Regions from separate parts of the Homo sapiens genome. Here region 2 is linked to region 1. A link is an interaction called in ENCODE POLR2A ChIA-PET data of the cell type or tissue named here. Cell type or tissue: A673. All regions are shown on one strand. Links, peaks and the distances in the headings refer to the core of each region. The heading gives the core; the rest is flanking DNA.

Evidence for each region. Peaks named below come from ENCODE experiments on the same cell type or tissue, not always from the same donor. Only the 100,000 strongest peaks of a DNase experiment are listed, where the experiment ranks them.
Region 2: POLR2A ChIA-PET joins it to region 1 with 10 read pairs; 4 of 35 experiments call an interaction of 5 or more read pairs at or near these places.

What each region holds. Positions count from the first base shown.
Region 1 is chr12:123,483,731-123,492,092 of GRCh38, reverse strand. RILPL1 (Rab interacting lysosomal protein like 1) reads left to right here. Exons shown (of 7, transcript NM_178314.5): 5 at 6,288-6,460; 6 at 7,821-7,913. Among named protein-coding and RNA genes, the nearest start is that of SNRNP35, 30 kb to the right of the region's middle. In A673, for the core only: no CTCF peak of the experiment used is centred there; no DNase peak of the experiment used is centred there.
Region 2 is chr12:123,254,539-123,262,900 of GRCh38, reverse strand. It overlaps MTRFR (mitochondrial translation release factor in rescue), which reads right to left. Exons shown (of 3, transcript NM_152269.5): 3 at 4,941-6,088. The coding sequence ends at 5,870. It overlaps CDK2AP1 (cyclin dependent kinase 2 associated protein 1), which reads left to right. Exons shown (of 4, transcript NM_004642.4): 4 at 1,098-1,925. The coding sequence ends at 1,165. Among named protein-coding and RNA genes, the nearest start is that of CDK2AP1, 13 kb to the left of the region's middle. In A673, for the core only: no CTCF peak of the experiment used is centred there; no DNase peak of the experiment used is centred there; H3K27ac peaks cover 290 bases.

The sequences.
Region 1 (8,362 bases), core at 129-8,128:
CATGTTGGTCAGGCTGGTCTTGAACTCCTGACCTCAAATGATCTGCCTGCCTCTATTTTATTTTATTTTATTTATTTATTTATTTTGAGTCAGGGTCTCACTCCATCACCCAGGCTGGAGTGCAATGGCACGATCTTGGCTCACCACAACCTCCGCCTCCTGGGTTCAAGCAATTCTTGTGCCTCAGCCTCCCGAGTAGCTGGGATTACAGGTGTGCGCCACCACACCCAGCTCATTTTTGTGTATTTTTAGTAGAGACAGGGTTTTACCATGTTGCCCAGGCTGATCTCGAACTCTTGACCTCAAATGATCCGCCTGCTTCGGCCTCCTGCTGGGATTACAGGTGTGAGCCACCGCGCCCAGCCACACGTTTTGATTTCGTAGCAGGTTTTGTTTTTGTTTTGTAAAGTGCGGGCTGCCTGCATAGGGAAAGCAGACAGGCGTATGCTGGCTGAAAGGCGGGCAGAATTTATGCATTGAATTTATGCTAGGCCTGGTGGTGCCAAGTGTGACCAGAGCACAGTCGTTCCCCATTGCTGGGCCAGGGGCTGCTGAGAAGTACTGTGAAGGGGCTGCCGTGGGAGGGCAGGGTGCTTTGAGGCACCCAGGCAGTGAGGAGCATTCCTAAGGCCTCGGGATGGAGGCCCTGACCCAGGATGCTGCCTCCCTAAGGCCTCTGGGCAGCCTCGTGGCTTGTTAGTTGGTCTCTTGGGCCTTCCTGGGAAGCAGCTGAGGCCTCAGGGTATCGCTCTGAAGCTGTGCCCAGAGTACCTCCAGGGATCAGCAGACAACCCACAAAAGGCCCCAGCTTATCTCAGCTAACCCGAGCCACCTCCCGGTCCCGCATGGAGTAAGCCTAGGAGGACCACGGCAGATGGAGCTCGATTGCCATCTTGGAAAGAGCCTCCTTGGTCCCTCCCAGTCTGAACCGGATAGTCCTGGGCTGCCCGTGGCCCTGCGGTCACTGCCTGGTGGCCTCTCGAGAAGCTGGAGCCCAGGGCTGTCCTTCTGCCTGTACTTTCAGGCAATAGTATTAGAAGTCAGGGCGGGCATGGTGGCTCACGCCTGTAATCCCAACACTTTGGGAGGCTGAGGCAGGCGGATCACCTGAGGTCAGGAGTTTAAGACCAGCCTGGCCAACATGGCGAAAGCCCATCTCTACTAAAAATACAAAATTAGCCAGGCATGGTGGCGCATGCCTGTACTCCCAGCTACTTGAGAGGCTGAGGCAGGAGAATCACTTGAACCCAGGAAGCAGAGGTTGCGGTGAGCTGAGATCATGCCATTGCACTCTAGCCTGGGCAACAAGAGCAAAACTCTGTCTCAAAAAAAAAAAAAAAAAGTCAGGACTTTGGGGCCAGACACAATGGCTCACGCCTGTAATCCCAGCACTTTGGGAGGCTGAGCCAGGAGGATTGTTTAAGCCCGGGAGTCCGAAACCAGCCTGGGCAACAAAGTGAGACCCCATCTCTAATGAAATATAAATAAAATTAAAAAAAAAAGAGAGTAAGGACTTTTGCATACCTTGCTGGGATTTCCCCAAACTCTAAAGGAATCAGGCCATTCCTCCCCAAAAATGAACTGTCCCTTCTCCAGAAAAAAAAGAACTCAGGTTCTAAGGAAGCCCTTCAATGTCTTGGGCAGTTAAAACCCAATAGGGGTGAGCAGAAAATTCCTGTGGCTTTGAAAGTGTGTGTTCACAGAAATCCCCAGGTACCTGGGTGGGAAGGGCCCTTGGAAATATTTCTGGGTTATCAAGGGCTAGATGGGGAGATGAAAGCCCAGACATAGGGGCGGGTGGCTTTGCCCAGAGGCCTCTCGAGAGGTGGGGGTTTGGGAGTTCCTTTGAAGGGCTTTGCTCTTTCCCCAGGGTGTGGGGACGGCTGTCAGATGGTCCCTCCCAGAGACACAGGAGAGGCAAGGCCCTGACCTGCTATGAAAGGCAGGACCCGAGCTGTCTGAGGAGGAAGGGACTGGAGGGAGCTTGGGGTTCGGGTCCATAGCAGGGGCCACTGCTGCCTGCAGGGTCCAGGCAGGAGAAGGAGAAAGGGGATGGAAAAGGGAGCAGCTGCTGCTCGGAAACAGCCCAGCGTTGCCAGTGGGGCCTGATCTTCCAGCGCACTTTCCACAGGAAGCCCAAAATGCAAACTTCAATATGAAATCTCCTAATCTTAAAGAGTTCGCAGCTAATTCAACAGAGTTTTAGAACACAGTGAAGGCCAAACAAAATGTGGGCCAGCAGCACTGGGATGGTCTAAGAGCTTAGTTTGCAACCTCTGATCTATACTACTAATGCCCAGAGTTCCTGGTGAACTCCTACATATTCGTCAAGACCCCATGCATAGAGACCACATCTGATTAACATCTTCCCTGATTCTCTCCAGTTAGATCTTGTGTCTGTGCACTATTTTTTTTTTTTTTAAGATGGAGTCTTACTCTGTCGCTCTGTCGCCCAGGCTGGAGTACAGTGGCACCGTGTCAGCTCACTGTAACCTCCATCTCCTGGGTTCAAGCAATTCTCCTGCCTCAGCCTCCCGAGCAGCTGGGATTACAGGTGCCCACCACCATGCCTGACTAATTTTTGTGTTTTTTAGTAGAGACGGGGTTTCACCATGTTGGCCAGGCTGGTCTCGATCTCCTGACTTCGTGATCCACCCACCTCAGCTTCCCAAAGTGCTGAGATTACAGGCGTGAGCCACTGTGCCTGGCCGCCCAGCTAATTTTTGTATTTTCAGTAGAGATAGCGTTTCACCATGTTGTCCAGGCTGGTCTCGAACTCCTGACTTCAGGTGATCCGCCTGCCTCAGCCTCCCAAAGTACTGGGATTACAGGTGTGAGCCACCACACCTGGCCTTAAGCTTCTATTTATGTGTATCTTCTCTTCAGCCCCATCTGTCTGACTCTGTTCCCAGGGCTGAGCTCCACGGCCAGCAAGGCACAAAGTTAGCTCTCAGTAAATGTTGGATAACTAGACATCCAGGGTTGCTCCTTGGTGAAGCTGGGCCAGGGAAAGAGGAGAACTGGCGCGATTGAATGCCGGCCGCATATCCGTCACCTGTTGTATGTGGTCTTGGGTGGAGACATGGAGTGTGTGGCTGCCGGGTGGTTCCGGAGCATCCCTGGAGGCGCTGCAGAGGAGATCGGACATTGAAGATGTCCTCTGAGGACACAGCCCACCTAAATTGTGGCATCAGCAGACGCCTAGAATACTTTCTTTGGAAATTAAATCCTCCAACATTTCCTCCCCTTGTTCTTGGGTGGGAAGAAGCCCCTCAGCTGCCCAGACAGCTTGCGAGGGCGGCCGGGGTCAGATTTCAGTTTCCCACTGCATGGAGGCCCCTCCTCTGCTGCCCCGTGCTGACTCCGACCCCAAGGCTGGGCAGGGTCAGCTTGCTCCCCCAACCTGGGCCTGCTGTGTGTGGCTCTGCTGTCACCTGACGTGCCCCAGCAGTGGGTGTTGTCTCCTTTCACACGTCCTTTCCCAGAACAGCCGGTTCCAGCCTCCCACAGGGTGTGAAGCCTCTCGGCTCTGCCTTCTGGAATCCCTCAGCCTCCTGTCCAGGGCACATTCAGGCTGGAGTTAGTCCCCTTCTCCCTGTGCTGCTATGGGGTTTTTCTTCTTCTTCTTCTTTTTTTTTTTTTTTTTTTGAGACAGGGTCTCACTTTGTTGGAGACACTGCCTTAAGTGCAGTGGCACAGTCTTGGCTCACTGCAGCCTCCACTTCCTGGGCTCAGGTGATCCTCATGCCTCAGCCTCCTATGTAACTGGGACTACAGGGGCAAGCCACCATGCCCAGTTAATTTTCTTTTCTTTTTTGTAGACATGAGGTCTTGCTATGTTGCCCGGGCTGGTCTGAATCTCCTGGGTTCTAGTGATCCTCCTGCCTCAGCCTCCCAAAGTGCTAGAATTAGGAGTGTGAGCCACGGTGCCGGGCCTATGGAGTTTTTCTTGAGGTTGGGAAGGACGTCTGTTTCCTCTCCCTTTCCCTGTTCTGGAGCTTTTTCACTGCTGTCCTGACCTCTGTCTACTCCTGGTTGGTCACGGGACATTGGTGGCTCAGGAGTGTTGGGGACACTCCATTCCTTTGAGAGTGTGGGCTACCTGTAGATTGACTGGCTGACTTGCAAAAGCTTCCTTGTGATTAAGAAAAAAAAGGAAAATAACTGTTGGCAAGAATATAGAGAAATTGGAACCCTTGTGCATTGCTGGTGGGAATGTAAAATAGAGCAGCTGCCGTGGGAAACGGTTTGACAACTCCTCAACAAGTTAAACACAGAATTAGCCCATGACCCAGCAATCCCACTCCCAGGTATACAACCAGAAGAACTGAAAACAAGTGTCCACACTAATACAGTTCTTAGCATTGCTATTCACATTAGCCAAAGAGTGGAAACCACTCTGATGTCCGTCAGCTGAAGAATGGATAAACACACTGTGGTACATCTGTACAGTGGAATATGGCTCAGCCATCAAAAGGAGTGAAGTGAGCTGGCGGGGTGGCCCACCCCTGTAATCCCAGCACTTTGGGAGGCTGAGGTGGGTGGATCACCTGAGGACGGGAGTTCAAGACCAGCCTGACCAACATGGTAAAACCCCGTCTCTACAAAAATACAAAACTTAGCCCGGGCATGATGGCGGGTGCCTGTATTCCCAGCTAGCTACTCGGGAGGCTGAGGCGGAAGAATCGCTTGAACCCAGGAGGCAGAGGTTGAAGTGAGCTGAGATCGTGCCATTGCACTCCAGCCTGGGTGACAGAGTGAGATGCCATCTCAAAAAAAAAAAGAGTGAAGTGCTGGTGTGTGCTGCAACGTGGATGAACCTTGGAAACACCGTGCTAAGTGAAAGGAGCCAGGCACAAAAGGCCACTTAATGTATGATTCTGTTTCTGGGAAATGTCCATGGTAGGCAGTCCATAGACAGAAACTACATTGGCATTTGCCAAGGGCTCAGGATAGGGAAGTAGAGAGTGACTGCTTAATAAGTACAGGTTTTCAGCCGGGTGCGGTGGCTCACACCTGTAATCCCAGCACTTTGGGAGGCAAAGGCGGGTGGATCACTTGAGGTCAGGAGTTCAAGACCAGTCTGGCCAACATGGTGAAACCCTGTCTCTACTAAAAATACAAAAATTAGCCAGGCATAATGGCAGGCGCCTGTAATCCCAGGTACTCAGGAGGCTGAGGCAGGAGGATGGCTTGAACCCGGGTGGTGGAGTTTGCAGTGAGCTGAGATCGTGCCACTGCACTCCAGCCTGGGTGACAGAGAGATTCCGTCTCAAAAAAAAAAAAATTGCCGGGTGTGGCGGTACACACCTGTAATCCCAGCTACTCGGGAGGCTGAGGCACAAGAATCGCTTGAAGCCAAGGAGTGGAGGTTGCAGTGAGCTGAGATCATGCCATTGCACTCCAGCCTGGGTGACAGTGAAACTCCATCTCAGAAAAAAATAAAATAATAAGTATGGGTTTTCCTTTTGGTATGAAGAAAATGTTCTAGAACTGGACAGAGGTGGTGGTTGTGTGACATGTGAGTTTACTAAATGTCACTTCCAAATTGTTCACTTTTAAAAGGTTCAAATGGTAAATTTTAGATGATGTATATTTTACCACATTTTTCTAAAAAGGCTCCCTCGCTATGCAAGAAGGTGAGAGGATGGGTGTGGGTGTGACCTGGGGCAGGTGACTTAGCATGATGCTGGGATCTGTTGGTCACCCGCATCACAGAGAAATGGCCGAGTGTGCACCCCCGCCGGGCTTCCACTGAACTCCAGATACTCAAAGCCACTGGGGAGGAGAGGACCTAACCAGAAGGCCCATAACAACAGGGAAAATGGATATGACTTACTGTCAAATGAAAAAGGAATGGAGAATTGTGTGTAGGCTGAGATTCCAGCCACTCTGGCCAAATTAGCAATGGTCTTAGTAAGGAGATGAAAGGAGGCCTGGAAAGGGGGAAGCAGCAGATGTACGAGGGTGGGGGCAGGGGAGGTGTGACAGCTCCTCCCTGGATGCCTTGTCATGTTTGTAATGAAACCCCAAGTCGGGTGGGGAGGTGCGGGGTCCGTGGGTTCGGCTATTGGGAAGGCGAACAATGAACAGGTGGCTGCTGGCTTCCACCTCCAGAGGGAAACTGTACAGAACGTGAGCAAGGGCCGCCTGCGAGTGCTGAAAATAGCACCCTCCACAGGCTGCTGGCACCCCGGGAGGGGGAGAATTTGGGCTCCTTCAGGATAGAGAGTGGGTGCTGGCAGTGGCTGCCAAGAATTCATTAGCAGCATCTCTGCCTCCTCCAGACGGAGCCGGTGGGAGAGGAGAGCATCTCCGACGCAGAGAAGGTGGCCATGGATCTCAAGGACCCCAACCGCCCCCGGTTCACCCTGCAGGAGCTGCGGGACGTGCTGCACGAGAGGAACGAGCTCAAGTCCAAGGTGTTCTTGCTGCAGGAGGAGCTGGCTTACTATAAGAGGCAAGTGTCCCTGGGGCTGGATGGCCCGAGCTGGCTCCTTACTGAGGTTAGCCAGAGTTTCTGTACAGTTACCTTCTTACCCCCTGGAAGACAAGCATTTCATCAGTGTTTTTTTTGGGTACCCTCTCTGGCCTAAAGAACTTACATACAAGCTCACAACCCCTTTCTGAAACTCTTGGGCCCAGGCCGGGCACCAGAGCTCACACCTTTAATTCCAGTATTTTGGGAGGCCGAGGCGGGAAGATTGCTTGATCCCAGGCATTCGAGACTAGCCTGGGCAACAAAGCGAGACCTCATCTCTTTTTTTAAATGAATGAATGAATGAAACCCGGCCCCGGTGTTAATGGTCTATGTGGCCCTTTTCACCTCCTACATTATCCTGTTCACTCTCATGCTTGCTTTATTGTAGGTTTCCACATGAGACCACAAGCAACATGAGACCAGAAGTCTTATTTATCTTGTCCATGGCTAAGTTCCCAGCACTTAGAATGGAGCTTGGCACACAGTAGGTGCACAACAAATATCTGTTGAATAGAAAGCTGGAAGGAAGGACCCATGCACCAGAGGTGGTCCCTGCTCCAGTGGGGAAGATAAGAGATGCATAAAAAATATAATACCACACATTTTTATTGAAAGGTTTACTGACTGTATACTGGATGTTCAAAGATGGGAGAGGCCGGGCGCGGTGGCTCATGCCTGTCATCCCAGCACTTTGCGAGGCCGAGGCAGGCGGATCACTTGAACCCAGGACTCGAAACCAGCCTGGGCAACATAGTGGGACCCCCATCTCTACACAAAAATTTTTAAAAATTAGCCAGGTATGGTGGCTCACCCTGTAGTCCCAGCCACTTGGGAGGCTGAAGCAGGAGGATCATTTCAGCCCAAGGTCAAGGCTGCAGTGAGCTATGTATGTTTGTACCACTGCACTCGAGCCTGGGCAACAGAATGAGACCCTGTCTCAAAAAAAAAAAAAAAAAAAAAAGATGGGAGAGTGGGAGAGATCACTTCTTCGAGTTTGTGGATGGGGTGGAAATCGGAAGGCCTCCTGGAGGAAGCAGCATTTGAACTGGGCCTTCCTGAAAGGATAGGGTAGTATTTAGATATGGGAGATGTTGAGGAGTGACAGGTATATTCTGGGTAGAAGAAACCACAGAGGTGTAGCGACAGGGAAGCCTGTGTAAGGACAGGAAACGGGGAGTGGTTCTATTTGGCTGGACTCTTCAGAATAAACTGGAAATACAGATGCGGGTCCCCTAAAAAGCATGCACCCTCTCAGACCATCAGACACTTCTCTTCTGGAATGTTCCAGTTCTCAAGGAACTTTTGACTCTTTTATCTCACGCCTCTCATCTCCTTCCAGTGAAGAAATGGAAGAGGAAAACCGAATACCCCAACCCCCACCCATCGCCCACCCGAGGACGTCCCCCCAGCCGGAGTCGGGCATCAAGCGACTGTAAGTGATGCGCTGCCAGCTTCTGCGCTCGGCTGACCTGGCGGTTCACGTGTCCTTTGACTTTTCCTCCTTGGCACCTGCTCCCAGGGCCAGGCTTGTGACTAACCACATCCTGCTGAGACGTCTGGCCTGGCCCCCGACTTTGAGTTCATCTCCCTTCCTGAATGCTGAGTCCCTCCTGGGGGTCTCTGGGCAGAGAGGTTTGGGGAGTGCGGGAGGCGAGAGGGGAGAGGCTTGGGCCAGTGGCTGATACTCAGGAGCTTGCTGGAGTGTGTTTCATGGGGGTGGGGTGCATCTCTGGGCCTTTGAGGACAGGAAATAAGGGTAGCGAGGTAGGGGTGGGTTGTGCATCTGAAGCTTGAGACCTCAGCTCTGAGATGTCAGGTGGCCCTGGGTCCACCCCATCTATGCAGTTCTCTGATGACTCATCCATGTAGCCCTCTGTCCAT
Region 2 (8,362 bases), core at 309-8,308, 230 kb after region 1:
TTGGGACGTGTGAAAGTTATCTGAAATTCAGACTTAAGTGTTCATAAATAAAGGTTTGTGGGTCCAGGTGTGATGGTGCATGCCTGTAATCCAGCAGTTTGGGAGGCTAAAGCCAGGAGCAACATAGTGAAACTCCCATCTCTACAAATAATGATAAAACAGCCAGGCATGGTGGTGCGTGCCTATAGTCCCAGCTTCTCCGGAGGCTGAGGTGGGAGGATCACCTGATCCTGGCAGGTTGAGGCTGCAGTGAGCTGTGATCGTGCCACTGCACTCCAGCCTGGGTGACAGGGCAAGATGCTGTCTCAAAAAAAATTTGAGTGAAGTAGTTGTGTCAGAGACTGTAGCCTGCAAAGCTCAAAATATTTGCTGTCTGGTCCTCACAGAAAACATTCTCCAAGGCTCTGAGTTAGTTTCTAAGATTTGTGAGGTGATGATGTGGGATGTCATTCCCAGTGGCCTCTGGGAGTCATGTATTAGAAGGAATAGAATCCTTAGTGTCTATTAAAAGATCATATTTCATGAAGTTCAGTAGAGGCAGAAAGAAAAAAAAGGTAAGCACCAAACCACAGAGACAAAAGACTGGGGAAGATTCATCGGGCAGAAGGTAGCTGCAGTCTTGTGGGGTTGTCCCCGTGGACCCAGGGTCCCGCGTGGGTAGTAGTCAGTTCTCTGCGCCCTCACGTGTGCAGCTGAAGCCATTCTCTTGCTTACTTACGCCGGTCAAGCCCTGTCTAGAATTCAGACTGAAGAAGCCAGAGAAAAATCTCCATAGTGGGTCAAGCAAAAGAATTTGGGTGGAGACATGTCTTTCATCCAACAGTGTCGTGGAAGGACAGCTTGCTGGTGCACCTTGAATGCAGGAAAAAATGTTTAGAGAGACAGGAAGAGTTGTGGTGAGGAGGGAAGGGCTTTAGAGAGGGATGGGATTGTTAGCGTCCTTCAGGGTTGCTTGGTTATAGGTTTCCCTGGTTCTCTTTATGTCTGAGGGTTTTGTGGACAGGCTGTGGAAGGATGGATCCTCTTGCTGTTTCAGAATGGGCTTTGCTGGCTGGTCCTGTGCACTTGCTGACCTCAGGTCTCTGCCTCTGTTTCAGGCATCATTCACGCTAGAGGACTGGTTCGGGAGTGCTTGGCAGAAACGGAACGGAATGCCAGATCCTAGCTGCCTTGTTGGTTTTGAAGGATTTCCATCTTTTTACAAGATGAGAAGTTACAGTTCATCTCCCCTGTTCAGATGAAACCCTTGTTTTCAAAATGGTTACAGTTTCGTTTTTCCTCCCATGGTTCACTTGGCTCTGAACCTACAGTCTCAAAGATTGAGAAAAGATTTTGCAGTTAATTAGGATTTGCATTTTAAGTAGTTAGGAACTGCCCAGGTTTTTTTTGTTTTTTAAGCATTGATTTAAAAGATGCACGGAAAGTTATCTTACAGCAAACTGTAGTTTGCCTCCAAGACACCATTGTCTCCCTTTAATCTTCTCTTTTGTATACATTTGTTACCCATGGTGTTCTTTGTTCCTTTTCATAAGCTAATACCACTGTAGGGATTTTGTTTTGAACGCATATTGACAGCACGCTTTACTTAGTAGCCGGTTCCCATTTGCCATACAATGTAGGTTCTGCTTAATGTAACTTCTTTTTTGCTTAAGCATTTGCATGACTATTAGTGCTTCAAAGTCAATTTTTAAAAATGCACAAGTTATAAATACAGAAGAAAGAGCAACCCACCAAACCTAACAAGGACCCCCGAACACTTTCATACTAAGACTGTAAGTAGATCTCAGTTCTGCGTTTATTGTAAGTTGATAAAAACATCTGGAAGAAAATGACTAAAACTGTTTGCATCTTTGTATGTATTTATTACTTGATGTAATAAAGCTTATTTTCATTAACAATTTGTATTAAAATGTGGGTTCCTTGAATTCTTACGTGCTGTTTTATTTTTTTGAGACAGGGTCTTGTTTTGCCACCCAGGCTGGAGTGCAGTAATATAATCTTGGCTCACCGCAGCCTCAACCTCCTGGGCTCAAGCAATCCTCCCATCTCAGCCTCCCTAGTGGCTGGAACTACAGGTGTGTGCCACTATGCCTGAATAATTTTTAAAAGACTTTTTGTATTGAATGAATGGGTGTGTGATGGAAAAAAAATTTTTTTTGCAGAGATGAGGTCTCACTATGTTGCCTAGGCTGGATCCTGGGCTCAAGTGATCCTTCCACCTTAGCCTCTCAAAGTACTGGGATTATAGGTGTGAGCTACCACGCCTGGTGTAAAGAAGTGCTATTTTAAATAATCTCTCATGAAAGTGTTTGAAATGCTTGTTCCCCGGTGCCGTGAAGAAATAGCACTTGAACATAAATTTAATTTACTCAGCAAGGCCATTTTTACTTCCCGCAGAAAGGGTACATTCGCCAGCAGTTTTGCCACGAGAGTACACCGAACAAAGAGACAGGGTCATTTGTAACCTGATGCGTCCACCCTACTGCTGTGTCCGGTTTCCATTGGCTGGAACGGGACCTCATATTCTGTATTTGTCCTGATTGGGAAGCAACTTAAAACTTTTTAAAAGAGGCGAAGGCAGAAGAGAACAAAGGAAGGAGAAAGTAACTTGTGGAATGGTGAGAAAGGTAAACACTTTTAAATAAGGAAGAGGAACAGGCTATGACCTAATGCTTGCTCCGACCAGTGTAAGCATGCCAGGACAAATATTTAGGCTAAATTGTGGGAGCTAAGAACATAAAGTACATTGATTTCTTTACCACGGCTAGCAGATAATTAGGAATGTTAGCACAGGTCTTTGAATAAATTTTGCTTCGAAGAGAAGTTACCGTTTATTCCAAATTAAATGGGGAGGAAAGTCTTTGGAGAGGAACCTCTACTTTACCTTTTACAAGAGGTAGGAGATGCCTGTTCAAACTGTATTTTCCCATCTGACACGGAAACATTTTGGTGATATCATTAGCACAGTTGGCTGGGGAAAGAATGTGTTTGCTAAGTCAGAGGTAGGGATAAAGTGAAGTTGCATTATGGGTGTATTTTAAGTGCAGCAAACTTAAGTGTATGCTAGGAAAAAAAAATAGCAGCAGCAGTTTTTAAAAAAAAAATTTTTTTTTTTTTAGATGGAATCTCCCTCTGTTGCCTAGGCTAGAGTGCAGTGGCTTGATGTTGGTTCACTGCAATCTCTGCCTCCCAGGTTCAAGCGATTTTCCCAGCTTAGCCTCCCGAGTAGCTGGATTACAGGAGCGTGCCACCACACCCAGCTAATTTTTGTATTTTTAGTAGAGATGGGATTTTACCATGTTGGTCAGGCTGGTCTCCAACTTCTGACCTCAGGTGACCCAGCCGCCTTGGCCTCCCAAAGTGCTGGGTTTACAGGCGTGAGCCACCACGCCCGGCCAGAAGCAGTATTATTGAGTTGGCCTGTTACCCCATGGTTAGGCCATTCTCAGTTCGTAGGTGCTTATCCTGTGGGCTTTTGGTGGGTGCTACAGGAATCTTTTTCATAAAGTACGGCTCCTAACTTCAAGCTACTTCATATGGTGCTCACTGGAAGAATTATCTGCTCTGGTGCCAGGGAAAAAATGGGCTGCACTGGATGTGTTGAGAGTCCACGTGGTGGTCTCTGACAGTGCCTCCCAAAGGGATTTTAATTCTTACTCTATACCTTAGGCCCTAAATACCTGCAATGAGAATTTGCTTTGCTGAGCAGTAGACAAAGACAAATGAGAGAGACTTGTCTTTCTTTGATGCAGGCATGAGGCGAATTCTCAGCCATGACAAGGCTGAAGGCCAGCAGGAACAGGCTCTAGCGAAATGGGTGCTGTGTCCCCTTCCTGCATGTGGCAGAAAGTTGCAAAGGTATGAGAGAGGAGACAAACGGAAACCATTCTCCCTTATCTCCAGCTCCAAATTTCCCCTCCCACTCTTACTGGTTTCTTAGGTGTTGTTCTAGAGCCTTTATTTTCTACAGGGCGTTTGGGCTGGGGAAGGGTCCTGTACACTCGCAACAGGAGGTGTAGAATGAGCCCTGCATTGAATGTGTAAGCATCCAAAGCTGTCACTGAGGTGAGAAGAGCCTTCATTGGCAGCCTCAAAGAGAAAGGTGTGCTTGGATGTATGCACTGGACATGCCACCTAGGCCTACTGGACATGCCGCCTAGGCCTGCTGGACAGACTGCACAACTGAGGCCCTGCAACTGGCAATCTCCCAATGGCTTTCTCACCTCTCAGCATTTTTCCCTATTTGTTTTCTACGTGGACTCCAGAAGAGTTCTAACAAGCCAAGCTATAAAGCATGGCTTTAAAAGAAAAACAACTGTAAGGTAAAATCCAGCTTAAGTGACGTAAATTTACAAGCAAATCAGATTCTGGAACCTCACCTTTACAAATCTTGCAAATCAACGTGCAGGGAATGTGTTTGTTTCTACATCAGAGGCACAACTGGGCATCATACAGCCTAGAAGCTAATAGAGCACATGGACAAGGAACAGAGCCTTTAGCTCTTCCAACCCTCTTATTTTCTCTCTTTTTTTTTTTTTTTTTAGACAGTCTTGCTCTGTTGCTCACGCTGGAGTGCAATGGCGCAATCTTGGCTCACTGCAACCTCGCCTCCCAGATTCAAGCAATTCTCTTGCCTCAGCCTCCCAAGTAGCTGGGATTACAAGCGTGTGCTGCCACGCCTGGCTAATTTTTGTATTTTTAGTAGAGATGGGGTTTCACCATGTTGGTCAGGCTGGTCTCAAACTCCTGACTTCCATGATCCGCCTGCCCCAGCCTCCCAAAGTGCTGGGATTACAGGCGTGAGCCACCATGCCCGGCCCTTGTTTTCTCTTACTGTCTTGAGCTGACATGGGGATAACTGACTTTTAAGTGTCACTGGGCAGCAGCTTCCCAGCAGATGGCAAGTTGCCAAGAAATGCTATTAATGTTTGACTCCATTCTCCAGTTCTCCATAAAAATTGACTTTACTAATTACAAAAAAAATTTTATTATTACAAAACATACAATCTCACAAAGGTACAATTTGAAATACGGGGACACCCTTCTAACTACCACCCAGGTGAAGAAACAGAACTTTGTCAGGCACCCCAGAACCCCTCCAAGTGCCTCATCACAATGACAACTCCTTCCCTCTAGAAGTAGCCATTATTCTTGTATAGTACTGACTGTGTTTCTTTATGGTTTTATCTTATTTTTTAGAGACAGGGTCTTGTTCTGTCACACAAGAACAAGTGGACAGGTGGAGTGCAGTGGTGTTCATAGCTCACTGCAATCTTGAGCTCCTGGGCTCAGGTGATCTTCCTGTCTTAGCCTCCCAAGGTGCTGGGATTATAGGCGTGTGTCATTGCACTTGAACTAGTTTTATTTTTTTTTTGAGATGGGGTCTCGCTCTGTCACCCAGGTGTTGCCCAGGCTTGAGTGCAGTGGCGCGATCTCAGCTCACTGCAACCTCCGCCTCCCAGGTTCACGCAATTCTCCTGCCTCGGCCTCCCGAGTAGCTGGGATTACAGGTGCCCGCCACCATGCCTGGCTAATTTTTTGTATTTTTAGTAGAGACGGGGTTTCACCATGTTGGCCAGGCTGGTCTCAAACTCCTGACCTCAAGTGATCCGCCCGCCTCGGCCTCCCAAAGTGCTGGGATTACAGATGTGAGGCACCGTCCACCGTGCCCAGCCGAGTTTTATTCTTGAATCGTGCATGTCTCTGTTCACTACAGTTTAGTGCACCATTTAAATAAATTTGTTGTCTTTTAAGTTCATCAAAAATATTTCTTTTGAAGCACTATAATAATGCTGGTGATGGAACTCGCCACCATTATTCCCTGGGAGCTTCTGGCAGATTCTGTCAGTTGGAATCTCTAATTCTTTTCTCAGTGGACCTTTTTACTTGACTCCCACAGTTCTTTAAGTAGCTTCTTTTTTTCCAGGGTTTCCTTTGCTCTTTTTTTCCTTTCTTGTTTTTTCTTCGCCGCTTCTCGTTTTTCTTTGTGAACAGGACTGTTTTCACCATTGTAGAAAACATCTACTTTCTCTTGTAGGATTTTCCGAGCTAGCTTTCTGTTCTGATCAACTGATCTTGTCTGATGGCACTGTAAGAGATAATATTTTATAATGTGAAAACCACAGGATGTTAAAAATGGACAGGACCTCAGAAGTCATTAAATTCAACCTGTTCGCTTTTTTATTTACTATTTATTTATTTATTGAGACAGAGTTTCGTTCTTGTCATCCAGGCTAGAGTGCAATGGTGTGATCTTGGCTCACTGCAACCTCCGCCTCCTGGGTCCAAGTGATTCTCCTGCCTCAGCCTCCCAAGTAGCTGGGATTATAGGCGCACGCCACCATACCCAGTTAATTTTTGTATTTTTAGTAGAGATGGGGTTTCACCATGTTGGCCAGGCTGGTCAGGACAACCTGTTCGCTTTATAGAGAGGGACAAACCTGGATGGCAAAGCCCCTTATCAGGAGTCCCCATGAGTCAGTGACAGTGAAGACCAGCCCCTTTCCTGCCTCTGCCCTGTGTCCCATACCCTTGCTGTATTATGTGGCTTTCAGTGTGATTGTTTTAATCATTAGGAGTGCTATTTTGTTTAGAAGCAACAGTGGCCTTCAAATAACTTAAAGTCGCAAAATAATTATGAAAGTATCAACTGATGTATCTAGCTTGTGGCCAGTTAACAACCACTTTGTGTGCACCATTCATAAGCATAAAGTTCTGTCTGAAGGAAGAAAATAGCATCTTTATTATTAGTCAGCCATAACTCATTCACTGTGTAATGCCTCAGTTATTATAGGGTGAGTGCCTTGCAAAGCTGTTTGATAAAAGATAAATCTTAAGCCAGGCATAGTGGCTCACACCTATAATCCCAATGCTTTGGGGGCTGAAACGGGAGGATCACTTGAGGGCTGGAGTTTGAGACCAGCGTGGGCAACATAGCAAGACCCCCCATCTGTACCAAAAATGTAAAGATTGGATGGCCGGACGTGGTGGCTCATGCCTGTAATCCTAGCACTTTGGAGGCCAAGATGGGTGGATCACTTGAGGTCAGGAGTTTGAAACCAGCCTGGCCAACATGGTGAAACCTTGTCTCTAGTAAAAATACAAAAAAATTAGCTGGGCGTGGTGATGGGCACCTGTAATCCCAGCTACTCGGGAGGCTGAGGCAGGAGAATTGCTTGAACCCAGGAGGCGGACGTTGCAGTGAGCTGAGATTGCGCCACTGCACTCCAGCCTGGGCAATAGAGCAAGACTGTCTCAAAAAACAAAACGAAACAAAAAACACTGAGTGTGGTGGGGCATGCCTGCAGTCCCAGCTACTCGGGAGGCCGAGGCGGGAGGATTGCTTGAGCCCAGGTGTTTGAGGCTATACTGAGCCATGATTGCACCACTGCACTCCAACCTGGCTGACAAAACAAGACCCTGTCTCTTAAAAAAAAAAAAATTCTATGAAATTAGGGTTAAAGAATAATTCTGAAAGCAAGTTTGGATTGAGTTATGTCAAATAGGTTAAACAAAAATTAACTCTCAGGTTTCAGAATTTTGTTACTCATGAATGACACTTTTCAAGGGGGAAAAGAAATGATTGAGGTTTTACATGATATGCTTGTGGCTCAGAAACCCAGCAGTGAAGTGCAGCTGTTAGGAACATGGACTTGGGGTATGGTGTGAACTGACTACTGAGTGGCAGGACCTTGGGCAGGTCACTTAGCCTCTCTATGTCCCAGATTCCACACCTGTACTGTGATGGAAATCATGAACATGGGGTTTTGGGGACTGCAGAGTTAATGCTGCTTCGAACAGTTCCTCCCACACGTTTCCATGACCTGTAAGTATCTGCTGCCAGTATCGTTATATATGAAACACCTGCCTTGGCTATCTCTCTTCTGTGCTGCTTCCAGGACTCTCTCGTGATCCCTGAGGCAGATGGACTGGGAGCCCCTCTGACCAACCTTCTTTTTTTTTTTTTTAAGAGGGAATCTTGTCTGTTGCCCAGGCTGGTATGCAGTAGCATGATCTCGGCTCACTGCAATGTCTGCCTCCAGGGTTCAAGCGATTCTCCTGCCTTAGCCTCCGAGTAACTGGGATTACAGGCACGCGCCACCACACCCGGCTAATTTTTGTATTTTCAGTAGAGATGGGGTTTTGCCATGTTGACCAGACTGGTCTCGAACTCCTGACCTCAGGTGATCCACCCACCTCGGCCTCCCAAAGTGCTGGGATTACAGGCATGAGCCACTGTGCCTGGCCCGAGACTTGTTTTTTTATGTAAAAAGGAAGACTCCTATAGGCAGCTGTGCACAGCATTTTTTCTTCTGAGGTTGGAAAATGCCTGGCCTCCATGATCCTCCATGATCTCGCCCTC